2 separate regions of the Homo sapiens genome follow, and region 2 is linked to region 1. Evidence: chromatin loops called from intact Hi-C (ENCODE). Cell type or tissue: PC-3. All regions are shown on one strand. Each heading gives the region's core, and the rest is flanking DNA. Links, peaks and the distances in the headings are about the cores only.

Evidence for each region. Peaks named below come from ENCODE experiments on the same cell type or tissue, not always from the same donor. Only the 100,000 strongest peaks of a DNase experiment are listed, where the experiment ranks them.
Region 2: it touches region 1 in a loop (9-fold over the local background); 2 of 110 quality-filtered maps call a loop at or near these places.

What each region holds. Positions count from the first base shown.
Region 1 is chr2:58,679,881-58,682,809 of GRCh38, forward strand. All of the region lies in intron 2 of LINC01122 (long intergenic non-protein coding RNA 1122), which reads left to right. Among named protein-coding and RNA genes, the nearest start is that of LINC01122, 160 kb to the left of the region's middle. In PC-3, for the core only: a CTCF peak has its summit at 1,238 (motif pointing left); no DNase peak of the experiment used is centred there.
Region 2 is chr2:58,612,860-58,615,788 of GRCh38, forward strand. The region is part of intron 1 of LINC01122 (long intergenic non-protein coding RNA 1122); the gene reads left to right. Among named protein-coding and RNA genes, the nearest start is that of LINC01122, 94 kb to the left of the region's middle. In PC-3, for the core only: no CTCF peak of the experiment used is centred there; a DNase peak (open chromatin) is centred at 1,612; H3K4me3 peaks cover 764 bases; H3K27ac peaks cover 660 bases.

The DNA of each region.
Region 1 (2,929 bases), core at 235-2,734:
CATGCTAGATCAAAAAGTACTAGACTACAGTATTTTAACTGCAGCAGTATGTATTTATGTACAAGGGAAGAATATATCCATGGACAAGATACTGCCTCTAATTCATGGACATATTCTGCCACTGAGCAAATCTTGTTACCAGTGACTATGTTGACTTGGAAAGGTTATGACACACATCCCTAAGCACAGTGCTGTTTGTGACCCTATTGTAATTTTTACTATATTTATGTACCCCCATAGGAAATGTCTTCCATTTATTTTTTACAAAATGATAAGTTATTGGGTATAAGAAAGTGCAGTGACTAAGATAAATCTTACCCTATATAGTCTTATTTTTTTCCACTCATCTTAAGAATCCTCATCACGCTCATCATCAATTTTTCATCACTAAATATGGGACAAGAAGCAATGACCTGAAATTTCAAGTGAGCCATATTAAGAATTATGATTTTCATAACTGCCAGAAGTAAACAGGCTTAGTATTTTGTCAATATGTTTTATATATTTACCAATTCGTTTTAGATTGCTGTCTTTTTTTTTTTTTTGAGATTTTTTTTTTCAGAGTTATCTTGAAGTTTATTTTTAGTGTGGCAGAATTCCTTATTAATATTTGTGGGTTTTCATTATGCATTGCACTGTTTTACACTTGAAATTTTTAGGAGATATGGCTTAGCATTTTACGTTTTATCAAGCTCCTCAGGATATTGATATAGCTATTCAGTTTCAGAGGAACTAGACTATTGCATTTGGCTTTAGAATTGGTATATTCAGAGAGATTTTCTCATGAAATGTAAGAAGATAGGTTAAAGTGCCTAGCACAGAGCCAGGCACAGAGTAGGCATTGTACAAATGTGCATTACTTATTTTATCCGAGTATTAAGGGTAATTAGCAAACTGATGTGGACTTGGTCTGTTCCACATTTGTGGCTGTTTTTAAGGAAGCTTCCATTTAAATCCATACATTTTACAGTGTATGTTTTGTATTACTAATCTCTATGAGCTTAACATTTGGAGGACAGTGTTTATTGACTTTTTAGTGTGAACAGCTCATCATTTTGTTAAAGACTGAATATTCTGAACATTCCAGGAACATAAATATCCAAAAGTACTACTTGCATTAGCTAACAGAACTGCCATATATTTGCACAGCTGTTAAATGGTTGTTTTAAAATTTTAAAAAATACTTCAGGTGTATGCAATTATTCAAATTATGTAAATATTCAGAGGTTTATACCAAAATAAGAAGATGCCACCTTGTGGTACAAAAAAAAAGATTTTTAAGTACATTTGTAATATGTGGTTGACAAATCTTTGGAATAACATGTGGTTGACAAACCTATTTGAGTAAATAGGAAAAGCCGCTAAAATACTCATGCTCATGGCCAAGTGTTTTATTTTTATTTATTTTTATTACTTTTGAGATGGAGTTTCTCTCTTGTCACCCAGGCTGGAGCACAGTGGTGTGATCTCGGCTCACTGCAACCTCTGCTTCCCTGGTTCAAGCTATTCTCCTGCCTCAGCCTCCTGAGTAGCTGGGATAACAGGCACCTGCCACCATGCCCAATTAATTTTTGTATATTTGTATTTTTTTTTTTTTTTTTTTTGTAAAATTGGAGTTTCACCATGTTGGCCAGGCTGGTCTCAAACTCTTGACCTTAGGTGATCTGCCTGCCTCGGCCTCCCAAGGTGCTGGGATTACAGGCATGAGCCACTGTGCCTGGGCACTAAATGTTTTAATTCAGCAACTATGTCACAAATAGAAAGATCACAAGGGGAAAATTATGTGGGAGTGTTTTGTTTTATGAAAGCAGGGGTCTATTCAGTAGTATACAGTTGTTACAAAGGTATTACAAGGGAACATTTCAAAGATGTTTAATGGAATATAATAAACTCACAACATGTATTTTAAAATTAAGATCATGGTGTATTTTCAAGAACGATTGCTACATTTTGTTCCTTTAGGTAAAGAGTAAAATTTTATTATGATTTCACTTTAATGAACATAATTTAAGACAATCTTTTACTTGGATAATGTCTATATATATTAAGATGATGTTTTGTTAAAAAGATAAAGATTACTTGAAATGAATTATGAACTATAGCATACACCTAGATGATGAGTAGATTTCTTACATCAGATTATGTTGGAACTTCTGAGAATGAGTCAATCTTGGAAATCATGTAGTTTGATATTTTATCTTTTATTGGCATGTAAACTGAGGCATAGAGATGTTAAATGACTCGCCCAGGAACCCCCACTCCTCAGCAGTTTCCTTCCTTTATCCTGTGCTGCTTCTTCTTCCCCAAACTACATTTGAATTGGCCTCTTGTATTGAGAATCTTTGTTTTCCAGAAAAAGAATAGATGAGAATCCATTTCTCCCCTCTGAACTTTTCATTAAATGTTTATTCTGTTGCATTTCTCCATAAGCATTTTTATATTGCCATTTTCTCCTCTTATTAGAATACTTAATATAGTTCCAAATAGTACCTAATTGAAAACAGTTTATCATATCCCTTTTTATTTATTAGTATAATAGTATCCCTGCAATCTGGTGGCAGGAAAGTACTGCACTATTTTATTGTAATTTATCCCATTTTAAATGTTCATTTGGGTCTATGAAATTGCATAATACTTTTAATACTTTATAGAAATACACTTTCAGAGTATGTGTTGGAAAAAACGCCTCAAATATCAGAATTGGCTTTGAAATTTTGCAGAAATAATATTGGGGGATATTCCAAATCCAAACTTAAATGAATGAATCGGCCTATCATTTCAAAGATTTTGAAAGGGTGGGCACCTGTATATGTACCAAGGAAATAAAAGATCATATTTATAGACATTTATCCATGACAAGTGACAAAAGAAGTTACTGGCAGGCCTTGTTATAGAATCTCCAGAGCATTGTGAGTGGATTTATCAGGAA
Region 2 (2,929 bases), core at 284-2,783, 67 kb before region 1:
ACTTGAACTGAATTTCAGTCAGTAAAGGAACAACTGTCAAAAAGGTTCTGTCTTGATATAGTTGTCTCTTCTGTGGCTTCTTGGTAGCGATGAAATGACCTTACTTGAGTCCATTAAGGTTTTTGGTACTGATGTACAGTGTAAATGATCCATTTTTATCTTTCACAAACCAATATTCTTTGAAAGTACTCGGTGTTTTAGGTGCAATTCAGAAGGTAATAGAGAAGGAGACTCGACCCTCAAGGAAGTTGCAATCTAAAGGCAATCTGTCCTTCAGTGGCGAAATGCTCTGCAGATCTGAAGTGCCTTCCCACTCCTCTGTGGAGAGAAATTGCCTTTCGCTTTGGTGCTATCCAGCGAGAGAGAAGTCCCTGCCCTTAACTATTAGCTTTAGAGAACAATTTGAGGAAGAGGTAAGCCTTCAGAATACTTTTCTAATTTAATGTATCTATTTAAGTTTTCAAAGACCAGAATTTCTTTTATTCGCTTCTGTTGATTTCCTCTGGAAGAACTGCGTTTACATTCAGAAAGCTGACAATTTACAAACTTTGGCCACACCAACTGATTCAGGGGTAAAGAAATAAACCAAGAAATTTTCATCAAGGCATTGGATCCAGTGAGGTAGCCTAGAGAGAAACAATAGGAACTTTTCATTGTCCAGTTAGACATAAACACTCTATACTATTTCATTCCGTAGTACTTGAGTTCTGGCCACAGAGGACCTGACAAGGCATGGAGACAAGATATGTCATTTTTCCTTCTCATAGAGTCCTGATGTTTCTCTCTATGGTTTCAATTTCTGATTATTCCCATGGCTCCTAGTGCTGTGATACCCCTGAGCTCACATCATGCTTATACAAGTTCAAGGAGTGTCTGCCACATTTTATAATGGAGCTTCTGGTCACAGCTTGTTTGAGAGTATTGCTTTTGGCCAGGAAGCAAACAAACAAGCAAAAGAGGCTCTCACTCCTCATTCCATTTCAATTGTTGTAACTCAAAAAAAAAAAAAAAAAAAACCAAAACAAACAAACAAACAAACAAAAAAACACCTAATTTCAAAACTATGATCTTTTAAAAAAGCACTTTCAGTTACAAATAGTCACTTTTCAAACAGATACACACACACAAGTACACGTATACATACACTGATATGATAATGTAGTAATCACAAATAGACTTTTAGTATGCTGTCATATTAGTTTATGAAATTGACTTATAAAGTATAACTCTTATATTGTACATTCCATAGATGATAGACTCTGATATTGTATTTGTTGAAGAGAGGAAGTAACAAGAAAGTCTTAGGATTGCTTTGTACATTTTATAATGTCAACTAATAATTGTTTTATACAGATATTTTAGCTTAGGCCATAGTTCATACTGTTCCTTCTTTGTACATTGAAATGCAATAGCTTTTTACGAAGAAAGTGAAAGTACAAGTGCTAACAAGAACTTGCCATTTTGCCTGTGCATTCTGTTGCAAGCTTTGGTTCTTTGGAATATAAGGTAATGCTGCTAAATATTAAGATAGTTCCTTTACTCTATGTACTTATCCAGTGATAGAAACCACAGCACTCATTTTGTCGAGATGTGTTTGTTTAACTTCTGGAGGTTAACCCAGTGGCAAGTTCATCTTTATTTGATAATAATGAATCAGAAGTTTTATGTGTTTGCTTGAGTAAGATTGCCATCTGGTAAATAATATGTTTTGTGAGTGTTTATAACAATCATGGTTTAAGCCAAAATTGACTTATCATGATTGCTGCAAATAACACTTGAGTGTCCTAACTGGTTTGATTTTTTTTTCTTTGTTGAATTGAGCAAATGTATTTTACGAAGCTTCCTGCGTTTATTTTTAAAGTATTTTATGGGTTTTAAAGCATGAGTTTTCAAAAGCAATAATTACAGCTGATTACTATCTCCATATAGTACTTCTCTAAAGTAGAAAAAAGGATTGTTTATAAAGCAGCATAAGTATTATATATATGTGTATGTGTATATATATATGTATGTATATATATGTATATATATAGTTTTGCCTTCAACAAGTTTCAGGTTTATTCCTTTATGAATTGAAGAACCCAAAACATTTTTACATTGGTAGAATAGCATGTTAAGAAAGTGTGGCTAACAGATCAGCCAAGAGTGTCTTGGTGTATTATTTCTCAGGCAGTAATAGCATTAAAAGCAATTGTGAAAATGGTCTTTAACCCATTATCTTGCCTTAAAAAGGAGAAATGTATGATATAAAAAAGTTTCTTTTTCTTTTCTCAGCCTAAGTAAAACCTGAGACTGTCTTTTTTCCATGCCACATGTAAAACAGCTTTTCTAGTTTCCACAGGATTAATTTTCTATCAGTTCAATTTGAAGACTTCAAGTGATATTCAATGACTTCTTCTTGAAAATGTCAATTAAAATCTTTAACTGGTTGCTTTGCATATCAAAAGGAACTGAAGGAAATGAGTAGTTAAACTAGAAATTTGGGATGAGTCTAGAAAGGGTGTCTATAGTTGGTTAGTTATTTTTGCTTCGACGACCAGGAGTTTGATTCTTCATGGCAATCAATTATTTTTACTCTGTTCTAAGGTCAACATTATGGTCCTTGGCTGTCAGTGACTCTCTTGCTTTGGGTGGTATGATCTGAAAGTAGACTGGAGAGGCTGAGAGTAGAACTGGGTCAACAAAAAGCCGTCTTCTGTTCTTTGAAATATTCTTCTTATCTTTTTTTATATTTTGGAAGACGATTATATCTTCATTAAATGGTCTCCATCTATGTGTATGGCATATGTAGATACTTCCCTGAATCCTGTCTTCATCTCTCTCACTTCTTACTCCTTCTTTTAGGAAGTTTATTTTCACTTATGTGTTCAATTTACACTTACATATGTATGACTTCAAATATACTTTGCTGTCCCCTTAGCTTTAGATC